Linked DNA regions of Homo sapiens: region 2 is linked to region 1. Evidence: read pairs that join two places in POLR2A ChIA-PET (ENCODE). Cell type or tissue: PC-9. All regions are shown on one strand. Links, peaks and the distances in the headings refer to the core of each region. The heading gives the core; the rest is flanking DNA.

Evidence for each region. ChIA-PET counts read pairs that join two places held together with the same protein. Peaks named below come from ENCODE experiments on the same cell type or tissue, not always from the same donor. Only the 100,000 strongest peaks of a DNase experiment are listed, where the experiment ranks them.
Region 2: POLR2A ChIA-PET joins it to region 1 with 5 read pairs; 2 of 35 experiments call an interaction of 5 or more read pairs at or near these places.

Annotation. Positions count from the first base shown.
Region 1 is chr5:142,534,702-142,543,012 of GRCh38, forward strand. No RefSeq gene overlaps it. Among named protein-coding and RNA genes, the nearest start is that of FGF1, 150 kb to the right of the region's middle. In PC-9, for the core only: no CTCF peak of the experiment used is centred there; no DNase peak of the experiment used is centred there.
Region 2 is chr5:141,839,230-141,847,540 of GRCh38, forward strand. No RefSeq gene overlaps it. Among named protein-coding and RNA genes, the nearest start is that of PCDH1, 35 kb to the right of the region's middle. RefSeq lists enhancers at 1-247, 7,547-8,311 and a silencer at 6,875-7,169. In PC-9, for the core only: no CTCF peak of the experiment used is centred there; DNase peaks (open chromatin) are centred at 4,142 and 4,522; H3K27ac peaks cover 1,713 bases.

The sequences.
Region 1 (8,311 bases), core at 1,534-6,533:
GTTTGTTTTTGGCATAATATTACCTAGTAGTTCAGCAGGTTTAAAGTCAGAAAGACCTGGAATTGAGTCCCAGTTCCGCCATTTACGAGCTGTGTGACCTTGTGACCTTGAATAGGGTACTCACCTCTCTGTACTTCAGTTATTTCATTTGTCAAATAAGGATGAATAATAATGCCTACATCACTGAGTTGTTACAGAGACTAAGTACTGCATGCAAATACCATGTACAGAGTTTTTTGAGCACTTGGTAAATACTAAAAAAAATTGGCAACTATTTTACCTATAACATTTAGGACACATTGAAGATGTAGTAAGTGTTACTTACTAATTGAAACCCAGATAAGTATCACAAGAGAGGTTACACATGGAAGGCTTAAATAAATGCTATAAGTCATTCAGGCAAAGACATGTAAGAAAACCCAGTATCAAACCCAGTATCAATGAGCACATCTAGTATCCTGATTTTGGTATCTAAATACCATTTCTCACAAAGCCAAGCTAGGCCTCCTTGGAGAAATATTGATTTAAGGTCTGAAGAAGGGAAAGTACAAAGTGAGTCTGAAACATTTTGTGGCCAAGTGCTGTGTCTGACACCTGTAGTCCCAGCACTTTGGGAGGCTGAGGCAGGTGGATCACTTGATTCCAGAAGTTCGAGACCAGCCTCAGCAACATGGTGAAACCCCATCTCTATAAAAAATACAAATATCAGCCCCATGTGGTGGTGTGTGCCTATAGTCCTAGCTACTTGGGAGGTTGAGGTAGGAGGATCTCTTGAGCACGGGAGGCTGATGTTGCAGTAAGCCAAGACCACACCACTGCACTCCAGCCTGGGTGACAGAGGGAGACCCCATCTCAAACAAACAAACATCTTATTGTGCCACTGTGATATTGTGAAACAAATATATATTCAGTCATGCATTACTTAGCAAGGGGGATACATTTTGAGAAATGCATCACTAGGTGATTTTGTCATTGTGCAAACCTCATGGAATGTACTTACACAAACCTAAATGGTGTAGCCTACTGCACACTTAGGCTATATAGTATACAGATAGACTTTTACTCCTAGGCTACAAACCTGTACAGCATGTACTGTACTGAATACTGTAGGAAATTGTAACATCAGATATTTGCGTATCTAAATATATCTAAACATAGAAAAGGTACAGTAAAAATGTAAAAGACTTTTAAAAGTGGTTTGCCTGTATAGGGCAGTTCCATTACAATCTTATAAGACCATCTTTGTATATGTGGCCCATTGCTGACTAAAAGTCACTGTGTGGCACATGACTATATACATTTATGTGTATATTTTTGTTTTCATGTACAGTTCCTGACTCGTGGCTTCTAAAACCCTTGTAATTTTCTAAGTGATGAGAGCAATTGGTATACCTTTTGTTAAAATATTTCGCCCTTTGTCTTGGGCTTCTGAAACAGGTGCAAGGTGAAAGTTGTGTCTTTGGTTGTACATAACAAGCCTCTTTCGACTACAGTGAACTTATTTTAATGATGTGATTTTTGGAAAGTCCCTAGATATCCACGGCATGGGGGCTGGTTGCCAGGGGAATCAACCATGTAATTATAGGGTCCAGTTATCCAGCCTCCTCCACCTTTGGGAACGGGAGAGGGGCTGAAGGTTGGTCACCAGTGGCCAGTGGTTTGATCAATCATGCCTATGTAATGAAGCCTCCATAAAAACCCAAGTAAGACTGGGTTCCTGCAGCTTCCAGGTTGGTTAACAAGAATGCATTCAAGTGCGGGCAGGGTTGTGCACCCCAGCTCCACAGGGAGGGAAGCTGCTACACTTGGGATCCTTCCAAACCTCACCTTATGTCTCTTTTCTTCTGGCTATTCATTTATATCCTTTAAAAATACTTTGTAATAAAGAGGTAAATGGAAGTAACTTGTTTTTTTGAGTTCTGTGAGGTACTCTTGCAAATTAATTGGACCCAAGAAGGGGGTTGTGGGAACACCAATTTATAGCTGATTGCTCAGAAGTACAGGTCCCAACCTGGCGTTTGTGACTGGCATCTGAAGTAGGGGGCAGTCTTGTGGGACTGAACCCTTAACCTGTGGGATCTGGCCATCTCTTCAGGCAGAGTGTGTCAGAATTTTTTATTTTTTATTTATTTTTATTATTTATTTATTTATTTATTTTTTGAGATGGAGTCTTGCTCTGTCGCCAGGCTGGAGTGCAGTGGCACAATCCCGGCTCACTGCAACCTCTGCCTCCCGGGTTCAAGCGATTCTCCTGCCTCAGCCTCCCGAGTAGCTGGGATTACAGGCGTGCACCACTATGCCCAGCTAATTTTTGTACTTTTAATAGAGACGGGGTTTCACCATGTTGGCCAGGATGGTCTTGATCTCTTGACCTTGTGATCTGCCTGCCTCGGCCTCCCAAAGTGCTGGGATTACAGGCGTGAGCCACCGCGCCCGGCCAAGAGTGTGTCAGAATTGAATTGAGTTCAAGGATACCCAGAATATCCAGGTGTCTGCTGGAGAATTGCTTGGCGTATAGGAAAAAGCCACCTCCACACATCTGGTGTCAGAAGCGAAGTGTTTGACTGTGTAAGAGAGTAAGACACTCTCTCCTTTGTTTTTTCCCATCTTTAGACACATAAAGCAAAGAAATACTTAAAGACTGATGGGAACACATCAGAAAAGATAGATGAGCTAACTCAAAGTGGATCCCATTTCCCAAATTTGGGACAAATGATGTTGATTATAATGCATTAAGTTGAAAAAAAAAACTATGAGTTCACAGTGGAGATTAAAAAGATGGTGGCTCACGCCTGTAATCCCAGCACTTTGGGAGGCTAAGGAGGGCAGATCACGAGGCCAGGAGATCGAGACCATCCTAACATGGTGAAACCCCGTCTCTACTAAGAATACAAAAAATTAGCTGGGCATGGTGGCGGGTGCCTGTAGTCCCAGCTACTCGGGAGGCTGAGGCAGGAAAATGGCATGAACTGGGAGGTAGAGCTTGCAGTAAGCCAAGATCACGCCACTGCACTCCAGCCTGGGTGACAGAGTGAGACTCTGCCTCAAAAAAAAAAAAAAAAAAAAAAAAGATGGGATGGAGCAGGGAAAGCATTTTTTTTTTTTTTTTACAAAATGCCCATGTCTGTATATAGAAGGAATTATAGAGTCAGAAAAGCCAGAAAATTGCTATTTTGTAACACCATTATAATAAGGGATTCAGGTAACAATCATAGTTGGGTGTTAAAGCCATTGGTTAAAGGTTGTTGGGAAACAAGATATTCACGTGGTCTTAAATATTACTTAATTTCACTTATTTTAATATTATACAAAGAGAAAAGTGTATCTTTCTGATAGGGAGATCTGGTAAATACCATCTAACCAAATAACCAAATTTAGCATCACCTATCATCGGACAGACTGACATGACGTGTCTTCTGATGTGATGCAACAGGAAGTATGCAACCTCACCCATGCAGTAGTGTTGCCAAAATTGTCTAATCTGAGTCAAATAATGGAAACAATCAGACAAATCCAGAAAGACATCCTTCAAAACATCTGACTGGTACTCTTCAAAACTTTTACTGTTGTAAAATGGGAAGAATGTTCTAGGATCTAAATCTAGATTAACATTCTAGAATTAATGTTGTAGCATTTGGATTAAAGGAAACTAGTGACTGGCAACTAAATGCAGTGTATAGTCCTTGATTGGGTCCTGGCTTTTAAAAACAAGTATAGCACAATTTAAATGTCTACCCACTATCAAATAGATAAAATATAGATGAACCCTGAAAACATTATACTAAGGGAAAGAAGCCAGACACGGACACATATTCTGTGAGTCCATTTCTATGAGATTTCCATAATAGGCAAATCCACAGAGACAGATTAGTGTTTGTCAGGAGCTGCAGGGAGGTGAAGAATAGGGAATGACTGCTAATGGGTGCAGGATTTTTTTCTAGGTGGATGAAAATGTTCTAGAATTAGATAGTAGTGATAGTTGTGTAACCTGTGACTGTTCTAAAAACCTGAGTTGTACCCTTGAAAAGGGTGAATTTTATATGTGAATTATATCTCAATTTTATAAAAATATCTGAAATTTTAAAATCAGAGACAAAGTTTAAAAGGCTATAACGGGGCCGGGCGCGGTGGCTCACGCCTGTAATCCCAGCACTTTGGGAGTCCGAGATGCATGGATCACAAGGTCAAGAGATCCAGACCATCCTGGCCAACATGGTGAAATCCTGTCTCTACTAAAAATACAAACATTAGCCGGGCGTGGTGGCGTGCACCTGTAGTCCCAGCTACTCGGGAGGCTGAGGCAGGATAATCGCTTGAATCCGGGAGGCAGAGGTTGCAGTGAGCTGAAGTCGCACAACTGCACTCCAGCCTGGCGACAGAGTGAGACTCTGTCTCAAAAAAAAACAAAAACAAAAAAACCCTATAATGGACATTGGGACAATTGGGGAAATTTGAATGAGCTGTCTATTAGGTAATTTTTTTTCAATGTTAAATGTCTTGTATGTTCTACCTTTTAGGAAATATTTAGGGATCATTGTGCTTCACTTTCAAATGTATCAGAAAAAATTATTGGGAGAAAGCAAATGTGGTAATATTGTAATACAGTTGAACCTTGAATAACAGGTGTTTGAACTGCTATGGTCCAGTTATGCTTGGAATTTACTTCCACTTCTGACATCCCTGAGACAGCAAGACAACCCCTCTTTTCCCCTCCTCCCCTCCCTCCTCCCCTCCTCCCCTTCCTGCTTCCCCCCTTCCCTCCCTGCTTCGCCCTCTCCCCTCCTTGCTTCCCCCTCCCCTCCTTCCCTCCCTGCTTCCCCCTTCCATCCTCCTCCCCTCCCTGCTTTCCCCTTCCCTCCTCCCCTCCCTTCTCCCCCTCCTTCCTCCCTCCCTCCTCCTTCTCCTCTTCTTCCCTCCTCTTCTTCCTTTTCTGCCTACTAAATGTGAAGACCTTTATGATGACCTTTGTGATGATCCTTTTCCACTTAATGAATAGTAAATATATTTTCTCTTCCTTATGATTTTCTTAACATTTTCTATTTTCTAGCTTACTTTATTGTAAAAATACCACATATAATACATTTAACCTACAAAATATGTGTTAATCAACTGTTTATGTGATTGGTAAGACTTCCAGCCCACAGTAGGCTCTTAGTAGTTAAGTTCTGGGGGAGACAAAAGTTATACTCCATTTTCGGCTGTGTGGGGGTCTTAACCCCCATGTTGCTCAAAGTTGAACTGCAGTTGGTGATTTAGGTAAAATGCATATAGGAGTTCATTGTATTATTCTTTTAGTTTTTTTGTAGCTTAAGCTTTTCAAAATAAAAAGATGGGGGTTGGTGAGACCACTTACTGAGTGTCTATGGCAAACCAGATAGGAGGTTGTAGATTCCTGTGGATTGTGACAGGGATATTAGGAATATTAAGGCATATCTCTACCTCCTTTTTGAGTGAATCCTCAATGGAGAGTGAATTGTATGCTTCCGTTCAAAATTTTCTCTTGGTTCTACCAGCATCAGAGACAGAAAGTTAGGCTGTTTGTCTTTTGGAAAAGTCATTCTGTGCTTGCACTTCCTAGGTATAGTGGGTGTCCTTAATCACGTTGTCTGATTTAATAGCATTGGGGGTCTTAAAAATCTTCCAAATAACTAGTGTTAACTTTATTAATGAAATTGAAAGGGTGATGAGATGCAAGTTGGTCGGGGGTGGGGGTGGTGAAGGTCTAAGAACAACAAAGAAGAAGAGGTGGGCCATGGGCCCCTTTAGTGGGGAAAGCAAATGGTCAAGGCTAAGAACCCAAAGCTTGGCTGTTGAGTTTGGGTAATAAACGGGAAGTGAGGCAAGCCAGTGCCCCAACCCCATCTGCAGGCTCTAAGTAGTAAAATGAATCCATGGGAGCGTCTCTGTTCAGGCCCCAGGTGCTCCTGGCTAGTGGTTAGGAAGCGGGTAAATTGGTGTCTCCTATTGTCCCACCTATTCACAGTTACCCCTCTTAACCACGGAATCATTGTCATCTGTTCAGCCATTTTTCTGTTATTTGATATTTGTTCTTTTTGCCTCAAGGAGGCTAGGAGAGTGCCCTATAGAGCTGAACTAAATAGCATGTACATTTGGACAGAGACTCAGGGTCTCACTTGGGAGCGGGGGCTGGGGGTATGGAAGTGGCTGAGCAGCAGCAGCAGCGACATAAGGAAGTTTTTGTGAGGCTGACTAGGGAGGGTGGGGAAGACTGGATTTCTGGTTCACCCCGACCACTGGTGCTTTCTGTTTTTAAAACAGACGTGCTTCATCCTTCCCAGAGCAGGGGCCAAAGATGGGAACTCGAAATGCAAAGTCCCAGCCGGGGAAATTAAGCTGCAAGAGCTCAACGCCTGAAAAATATTGACTGTTTCTTTTTTTAAGCTAATATTCCAAATTTCTTATGAAAGTCAACTTAGACATCCAGGACACAGGAAACAAGGCAAGAGGCCGCAGCCAGCTGCCTCAGAGGACCCGGGACACTTTCTTAATAACATCCAGATGGTTCCACAGGAATTGCTAACATCTTGAAAAAAAAAAAATCAGCTGTGGGAGAAATCGAGATTCAAGTGGTTTAGGAAGGACAGCCTGGAGGAGACTCCCAAGGGACTGAGAGTGGGTCTGAAATAGAAACCTCTCTGGTGGGATGACTGCTTCCTACAGCAAGGCTGGAGAGGACTGGGTGTAAAAATCCAGGGCTTCTCTTGGAGACTTAGGGTTGGCAAGGAGCCTTGACAGAACTGGCCTCCTAGTCATGTTAATCCATTCACTAGCCTGGGGTTGCAATAACTTTTTACATTATTTTTTCTGTTACATTTACTTCACAATCTACTGTATCTGTTAGGTTCTGCAGGCACAGGGCTCAGGGCCAACAGGTTTTTGAGGGCCTATAGCAATATTTAGCCCTGAAAAAATGTTACATAGATAGTATATATAAAATCCTATATATGATATGCATCTATATAGACAGCAAAATATATTTATTTATTTTTTATTGATTTATTTTTTTGAGACAGAGTCTCGCTCTGTCGTCCAGGCTAGAGTGCAGTGGCACGATGTCAGTTCACTACAACCTCTGCCTCCCAGGTTCAAGCGATTCTCCTGCCTCAGCCTCCTGAGTAGCTGGGATTACAGGCACCTGCCATCACGCCCAGCTAATTTTTTTGTATTTTAGTAGAGATGGGATTTCGCCATGTTGGCCAGGCTGGTCTTGAACTCCTGACCTCAAGTGATTCAACTGCCTCGGCCTCCCAAAGTGCTGGGATTATAGGCGTGAGCCACTGGGCCCAGACTTAGACAGCAAAATATAAATATATTTTCCAACAAATGAAAGAACCCCACCCCCCAAATTTAGTGGATTAAATGCCTATAATAGCTAACCGATTGTATCAACTCCATCAGTTCTTAAGTTTAGTATTCGTTAAAAGCTTTATTTCATTTGGAAACAATCTGTATGTTAGATTTTCTCATTTCTGAGGAATTGTTTCAACATCACCTCCTTGGAGCCCAATAATTTTAAAAGCAAAATTTTTGAATCCTTCCATAGTTATGCTGCATGCTGTGGAATGAAGAGGCTGCGGCTCACCAAGGCTCACAAAGACCTTACCACGATCCCGGGTGTTCAGAAGAGGTGTGTGTTTCTTCCTTCCTCCCTCTCGTCACAGTTGCTGTCCCCCAAGGAAGAGGAAATGACTTGCTTGTGGAATCCGTTTGCAAGCAAATCACTTATTTGGAACCAAAAATGGGGGAGAAGGAAGTAGGAGCCATAGACTCAGGGCTTGATCAGGATTCCGCAAGCCTTAGAGTTTTCCACTCCCCACAACATACCTCTCACCTGGGCCATTTAGAGGCATCTCCTGCCTCCCACTCTGTCTCTGCCTGAGGTCTACACTCCGCGCCCCCCCACCACCCCCCAGCCCGACCCCCACTTTAACAGGATTCAACTCCTTTGTCTGACTGTGACCACAGGTGATGAGAGCTGGGAGGGCGAGTTGGTTGGCCTTTCTTGCAGCTCCCACATTCTAAATCAGGAAGCATGCAGGAGTGGAGAATGAACAGCAAGAATATACACAGCCTGGAACTTCCAGTCTGAAATGTCTAGGGCATTTAGTATGAAAAATCTGTTCATAACTGAAAAAAGAAAACACCTAATGCAGGAACCAGAATTTTCTGCAACAAGCAACATTACCAAAAAAAGACCAGCCAAGAGGGCTTGCCAGAATTGGCTATAGAGCGTTATACCAGGTAAACTCGTCAGATGGAACCATGTCTTTCCTTTGGGAGAACACTGACA
Region 2 (8,311 bases), core at 1,314-6,313, 700 kb before region 1:
CTTTGGCCAAGTCCCTCGCCTTCCTCCCCAAAAGAGGAGCAAATGCTGGTCCTCTGACAACACCAGTCCTCAGGGCAGAGAGAGAGAGACCTCGATGGAGAGAGAAACAATGAAAGGCCCCAGTCTTGGTAGGAGACGTGCAGCCTCGTCATCACCATAATCATCAACATCAAAAAGGCCTTTGGAAACTTCAGATTCTTCCCCGCCTTGTGCGGATTACTCTACAATTATAGAGGCCCAGCCCCCAACCCTGAGGAGCTGGAGCTGGGGCTGGAGGTGGGGAGGAGCTGGAGAGGGAGAAGGAGAGCTAGAATTTCTTTTTTTCTTTTCTTTTTTTTTTTTTTTTCTGAGACGGAGTCTCTCTCTGTCACCCAGGCTGGAGTGCAGTGGTGCGATCTTGGCTCACTGCAACCTGTGCCTCCCGGGTTCAAGTGATTCTCCTGCCTCAGCCTCCTGAGTAGCTGGGACTATAGGTGCCTGCCACCACGCCTAGCTAATTTTTGTATTTTTAGTAGAGATGGGGTTTCGCCATGTTGGCCAGGCTGGTCTCGAACCCCTGACCTCAGGTGATCCACCTGCCTCGGCCTTCCAAAGTGCTGGGATGACAGGCATGAGCCACCACACCTGGCCAAGAGCTAGAGTTTCTAACTGGCAAGTAATTTTCCTTAAGGACAGGGACCATGCCCAGCATCGCCCCTCCCCAGCGCTCAAGCTCCAGGAGGACAGAGGTCCCCCAATAAAGTGTAGAGATCAAAACTGAGGAAGTGATCCCAGCAGTTCTTGTCCCACCATGCTTTCACTTTCTTACCAGCTATGTGACTTCATCTCTTTGTCTTGTTTCCCCAACTGTAAGATGGGTATAATAATTCCCACTTTTTACGGTTTACTATGAGAATTAAATAAGTAAAATCTTGTAGGCCTCCAGGAAATTCAATCATAACTGGGGAATAGAGTGACAGCAAAGGAAAAGCAATTCCCATTCCTGTTCTGTGGCCCACATTAGCTGGGCGGTCAGATATAACCTGTCCCACTTTGCACCTGGCAACTTGATGTGGGATCAGTTTTCTGAACCAAGGCAAATAATAAAATCAAATGGTGTGTGCCCTCCCAGCTAGGTGGGTTTGAGATTGGGGTCTCCGCTGAACATTTAACCTGCCCTCTGGGTTAATGTTGGACAAGATTTATAGCTGGACTTTAGTCTTCTGACGCTATCCTCTAAATGGTATAAAAATAGAGATGGAGTTGGGGGAGGTGCCCAAAGGCGACACTGTAGGCACAAGTACAGCAGCAGGGCAGGGGTGCTGATGAGGCCAATGTGGAACCAGACTCTTCCCTATGGGGAACCTCCTGCTGACACTGCCAGGTTTCTGTGTGTGTGTGTTTGTGTGTGTGTGTGTGTGTGTGTGTGTTGTGTTTTTTTTTTTTTTTTCCTGAAATGCCCAGGCCTGTAGGCAGCTTTCTCCTGATCCCTCCAGTCTCTATAGAGAGGAGCTCCAGCACTGGGAGCCTACTCCAGGGTAGACCCAGCCCTCCAGGCATAGTAGGTGCTCAGTAAATACAAATTGGATGGACTAGAGAGATAGCCCCGAGGACACTGCCAAATAAATAACAAATTGTGCAAGCAGCAGGCCGCTGTAATTAGACCAAGGAGGACAGTCAGTTATTAATATCAGACACGTGGCAGGGTTAACAGCCACTGAGGGTGGGTACAATGAAGAGAGTCACTTTCTGCACCCTCAGGGACTTCCCTTGTGATGGCCTTCTAAAGAGGGCTGAACAGCACCAAGTGCCCTCGCTGCCTCTGGATCCTGCTGCCCTCCGCGTGCCTTGGTGCCCCACAACTAGGGCCCTGGTCCCTCCCATGTCCCCCTCCCTCCTACAACCCCTCAGCCCCTTATCTGCCCAGCCATTATGATGCCTATCAGTATGAAGCCCAGATGAGAGTTCTTTATACTCGAGCCTTATCTCCCCTGTGAGATTCTAAACTACCCAAGGGCAGGATTTATCCTGTGCCCATTACTGTATCCCCAGTTGTGGGAGCAGGGCCCCTGTCCTGTAAGGTCTGCTTAATAAATGCTTGTTAAAATGGAGAATTCCAGTGGGGAGGACAGGGAGCATGAGGGAGAGACTGGGAAAAAGAAAAGGAGGTTAGCTCGAAGAAGGGAGAGAGAGAGGAGGGAAGGGGGAAGGAGGGAAGAGAAGGAACAAAGGAAGTAAAGAAGGGAGGGAGGAAAGGGGTAAGGGAGAAAGAGAAGAAGGCTATATTATGTGTATTCATGGGATCGGGAACAGAAGCCTTGCTGTCCTCGGTGCTTAGAGTCTATTTGGAAAGATAAGGTGGCAGGTAAAGAGTCCTGCCCCTGCCCTGCTGCCCTGCATCTGCTGGGGCTGGCTGGCGTGTCCCTGGCCCGTACCTGCTCTCTGCCCTTCAGCCCCGGCTCCCCTTGGCAACTCGCCTCTGAGGAGGTACTCCTGGGAGCCTTCCAAGGGGTGGGGGCCGGGCAGGAACCCAAGCCAAGCCAGGGAGCATGGCCAGGAAGGAGTCAGCAAAGCAGATGCCGCCCCTCTCCTGCTGTCTTGATTAGAGAAATTGAGATGTTAATAATATTCTGAGATGCAAGGTGCTAATTAAAGTTAATTACTGTTTCCTTGTGAAGTAACCTCTCCTCGTGTTTACCAGGAACAAGGCTGCCAGCCGCTCCCCTGGCTCGTGCCAATCACGATGCCCGCTGCTTGGTGTACCCCTGCACTCTCACAGGTGCCCTCAGCTGCCCCAGACCAGCCTGGCCCAGTCCAGGCAGGCACAAGGATCTGAAGTTCCCAAGCTCTGCCTCTTGGCATGGCACCAGACCAGTCCTGCCAGGAAGCATGGGGACACATGGGCATAAGTGACCCCTGGGGCCTGGGGACAGGACTAGTGGCCTCAGCAGCTGGCACCCCTGTCCTGTGCCTCCTCCCCTCCTACAGAGTCTTGACCTGTCTCTTTCCAGCTCCTTGACCTGAAACAAGTTACTTAAACTCTTAGAACCTCAGTTTTCTCATCTGTAAACGGGGCTAATAGTTCCTACCTTGTACTATTGCTGAAAATCAAATGAGACACTGCCTGTAAAATGTTTACCACAACCACATAGCTGGAATTTAATAAACTCTCAATTAAAGATAACTGTGATTATTGTTGTCTTTGTTAATAATCATCCCCCCCAAATCCCTCTCCTGTGTGGTCTGACTGCAGGACTGGGGCTGGGTCACCTGGGTATATACATGTCCTCCGTGGATACGGGGACACCACCCAGCTACGCTGCACACATAATCCCACACCAAACCACCCATTTGCGAAGCACATCCCCTACCCACCTTGTGGAGGGCCTCCCGCTTGCTGGCACCCTGACACATCCTCTTCCCACGGCCCCCTCCCTCGTGTCAGCCTCACCCAGAGAAGTAGAGAGAAGAGGGGCAGCCGAGGAGTAGAGAGAACCCAGAAGTAGAGTTCTGCAAAACCGTGTGTGTGTGTGTGTGTGTGTGTGTGTGTGTGTGTGTGTGTGTGTGTGTGTCTCCACTCTTGTGTTCCAAGCTTCACAGGGCTTTGGGGGAGAGGCCACCCCCTTGGGCCAGGTTACCATGACAACCACTGCAGGTGCACACCTCCAATCTCCTCTGTTCCCTCACCCCCACCCCCACACACATAGCCACTCTGCCCAATTCCGGGGAGACACTGCTTCTCAGGGGAATCTCCCCACCCCCCAGCCTCCAGGCTATCTCGCCTGTCCCTTGTCTGCCTTCTCAGGAAGCCCCTGGGCTGAGGAGAGGGCCAAGGAACAAGGTGAGGCCCTGTGAAAAGATTACCCCTCAAATCCAGCTTCCTCTAGGGGCTTAGTGCTAATGAGTTAATATTGCCATCACCTTTGATTTGGGAAGACGGAGGCTTCCGAAGGAGCCTCCCTGGGTAGAGCATGGGTAATCAAAGGGTCAGGAGCCCCTGTGGCTTTGCCTCCTTCCCAGCCAGAGGAGGATCCCTGGCTCTTTCTATAAGGGCGGCCTGGCCAGCCCAGCCTGGGGCATTTCCTGTTTATGGGCTTAGAAGGACAAGGGGAGGAGATCTGGGGATGAGAGTGAGTTGTAGGGACATTGGTGGTACCAGCAGGCCCTGGGAAATCCTTATGACTCAGCTGCTCTTGGTGGGTCCCTGCACTCTACTCACTGTGGCCCCGGACCTGAATTTCAGGTTTCCCCTTGCCCTTGCCAAGGACACACTCTGTCCTTGACTCCCTATTCCAGGTTTGCCCTCCTCCTACCCAAAGCCCCTGCCTCTGGTGCCTCTGGGCACCTGAATCCCTTCCCCTAAAGTCCATGCCTCCTGGTTCTAGCTCCATCTGCTTCCATCCCAGGTCTCTCCTCTTCCCCATTGTCCCTCCCAACCCATCCCACCCACTCTCTTCACCATCTAACCCTCTTTCCCCCTTTTCACCACAGTTCTCACCTACAGCCCTACTCATCTGGAGCCTGCCCTCCTTCTCCCTCCCTTATCTTGCTCTGGCTACAGAATCTCTAAGCAGAATTCCTTCCATTCACTCATTCATGCAACAAATATTTTCGGTGGTGGTAAATAAGTTAAACAACGTTCTGGCCTCCTGCAAACTTTTATTCTAGTGGGAAGAGGCAGAAATTGAAGGCTCAAAAAGATTAAATAATCATAGATTGGAATACGGTCAAGGAAAGGGACAAGGGGGGCCTGTGACCAAGATTGAAAGGGACACCTTCTATTCCCTTACTTAGATATGTTGTCAGGAAAGGGTCATAGGCAGCAGCCCTACAGGAACTACCCTAAGACAGAGGTTTGACAGAGACAGTCCCCCAGCTCATCTGCAAGCAGGGGGCATGGAAGCCACTAGACTCGGATGCTGTCCCCCTCATTCCCACCTGTTCTGCTGGACACCTTCCTCCTTAGTCAACCGTGACAGAGACATAAATTCGGGAGACCTCGACCTCCTCCCTACCACCCCAACCTCTGCCTCTGCTCCCAACCCACCAGCTTTTTCCAGCTACTGGGGTCTCCTGATAAGGCAGAGGGAATGAGGGTTAAGGGTACCAGTCCTTGGGAGTCATGCCTTTTTTTGTCCCTACGGAGGGGGGGACATTGAACACAGGGGCAAAAAAAAGACATGACTGTGTAAACATACAGCCTAAAAGCCGTAGGAACCACTACAGCTATAAGAAATGAAATATACATGTGCTGGGAAGGTTTTGGAGGGATCTTGGCCAGGAAAGGGTTCACGAGAGCAGCTTTCCTGAGTGTAGCATTTTGAGGGTTGGGGGGTAAGGAGGGCATTGGGCATATGGAACAGCTCCAAGCCACATGGAGTCAAGCGCATATGCACAAACACAGCTCAGGGACTTTGCCCTTCCCAGCGCTGCAGCCCCATGAAATATTTAGGTTTCTGGACGCTGCTCATCCCTTATTGTCCCCCTCAGCAAGTACGCTTCCCCTACATCATTTATGGCTGTCCCCTTTCCTCCCCTCTGAGGCCTGCAGAGAAGGGAAAAACAGACCCTAAACTGAAGAAGTGTGTCCCTCCAGACCTTGTGGGCAGAGGGCAGGATCCCAGCCTCATCCCCTACACGGGGACACCATAGTGAGTAGCCCTGGGAGCCAGGCAAGGGGGATGGGTCCAGGAACTGAGAGGCAATTTGGGCCCCCAAGAATGGAGAAGCAGTGGCAGGAGGAGGGGATTGGAAGATGCAGCTGTCCTGGCTCCAGAAGGACCCCGGAGAAAGGACAAGAGTCTGGAGTGATGATAAAAGCTGCCATTTATTGAGCCCTTACAATATACCATGCTAAGCAACTTACGTGCATTCTCACCTTAAATCCACACTGCATTTTTGGAATGTATTATCCTCATCTCATAGTTAGAAAAAGTGATGCACAGAGAGGTTAAGTAACTTGTCTGAGACAGTCAGCCCGTCCAGCTCCAGACCAAACTCACACACACACACACACCCTGACCTGTGTGGGTATGTGGAGGGGAGTCGTGCCAGGCCAGCGTCCACCCTACTCTCTCTTTCTCCCCAAAGACAGGGCTCCTTTCAGTATAATCCCCTCCCCCTGCTCCTCCTCCACTCACCAGTGGATTGGCCTAGATTAGCAATCCTATATCCTTTATCTGTTCCATACACAAATATTGGTGGCCAGAGGTCAGGAGACTCCCAGGAAGGGGAGAAAGGAAGGTGAGGAGCTAGACAGGGTGACCAGGAGAGAGTGAGAGTGAGAGCTAGAGCTAGAGACAGAGATACATGGAGACAGACGAGAAGGGGCAGAGTAAAAAGCAAGTGGGCGTGAAGGGGTGCTAGTGGCAGCTGGGAGGCTGTTAGAGAGACCCATCAGCCTGTATAGTCACAGCCCACCCCATCCACTGGGTGGCGATAGGATGGATGGCAGGTGGTAGAAGGAACTCCCACCCCCACCTTCACCCAGCTTTGTCTCCACCCACCCTCCCCCTTCACACCCCTGCTTCTCCTTCCCCTCCCCGACTGTCTTCTCCGGAACAATTCTGATTAGACTAAGTGACTAAGAGGTGGTTTCGGCCCGAACAGCCAATTAGGCCAGGAAGAAGAGAAAGTAGCTTCCCCAAGTCTTCCACCCCTACCCACCCACCCCCATCTGCCTTTTTCACCTAGACCAAGTATTCCTATCCCAAGACTACAGACTGTCAAGAAAGTTCCCTTGATTCTGCCCACTCCTTACTGCCCACTGTGCCCCGTTACCTGTGTCCAGACAGCCCCTAATCTACTGCTTAGTCCCCACCCTGAGCTCCTCCGTCCTCAGGGCCCGAATCCACTCACGTCTTCCTGGCAGGGTTGTAAGGAAAGGGTAGGGCTCTCCTTGGGAGGTTATCTTTCTAAGTCTCTTTATTTCTCTTTCTCCCTTCTCCCTCTCCCTCTCTCTCTCCTCTTCCTCTGGCACTTATTTCTAACATCCGTGGACCAGGCCTACTGGTTGCCATGGAGACGCACGGTGCAGCTGGATGGTGAGTGTGTGTGAGAGGAGCTGTGTGCGCTCTGCAGCAGGGGCGGGCGGCTGTGTGTGAAATGTATCCATGTTACAGGAAGCATTCTTTGAGGGGGAATCAGACAGGGATCCAGGCCGCCTCCTTGAAGTGAGACCCAGGCCAAGGGGGAAACTCTAAAAGGCCTAAGCCCCTAAACCCCTTGGTCATCTTCATCTGGGAAACATCCACCCCTTGGCCCCTGCAGGTCAGATACTAAATTCTGTTTCATCCAGGATCTGTAATGGCAGATTCTGGAGGGGCCCTAACCTGCCCCGCCTGCCCAAGAGGACTAGGAACCCCAGAACCCACTGGGAAAATAGCGGGCTGAGACCTGTCCTGAAACTGGGAGGGGGGTTGGGGGCAGCTATAGAACAGGTGGAAGATTAAGCTGGACAGATGGGCTGACTGATGAAGCCCACATCTCCCCAATATTACTCCAGGGGATGGGGTTGGAGGGGAAGGGGTTTGGCCCAGCAGGATGGAAACTCCCCTCCATTTTTTTCTTTTTTCTTGAGACCGAGATTCAATCTTGTTGCCCAGACAGGAGTGCAATGGTGTGATCTCGGCTCACCGCAACTTCCGCCTCCCAGGTTCAAGCGATTCTCCTGCCTCAGCCTCCCGAGTAGCTGGGATTACTGGCATGCGCCACCATGCTCGGCTAATTTTTTTGTTTGTTTGTTTGTTTGTTTTGAGACGGAGTCTCGCTCTGTCACCCAGGCTGGAGTGCAGTGGCGCAATCTCGGCTTACTGCAAGCTCCGCCTTCCGGGTTCACGCCATTCTCCTGCCTCAGCCTCCCGAGTAGCTGGGACCACAGGCGCCCGCCACCAAGCCTGGCTAATTTTTTTGTATTTTTAATAGAGACGGGGTTTCACCATGTTAGCCAGGATGGTCTTGATCTCCTGACCTCGTGATCCGCCCGCATCGGCCTCCCAAAGTGCTGGGATTACAGGCGTGAGCCACCGCACCCGGCTGTATTTTTTTTTTTAGTAGAGACGAGGTTTTTCCATGTTGATCAGGCTGGTCTCGAACTGCCCGCCTCAGCCTCCGAAAGTGCTGAGATTACAGGCGTGAGCCACCACACCCGGCCAACTCCCCTCCATTTCTACTCACTTTGCCCAGAAGGTTAGAAGAAAAGAAACCCAGGTAACTGCCCTGAGGAATCTTAGCATCTTAGAGTACTGTGGCTATGCTCTTTTCTCCCACTTCAGGGCCTTTGAAGGCAATTTCCCTGCAGTTTCCTTGTATCTGGAATGTTCTTTGCCAAGCT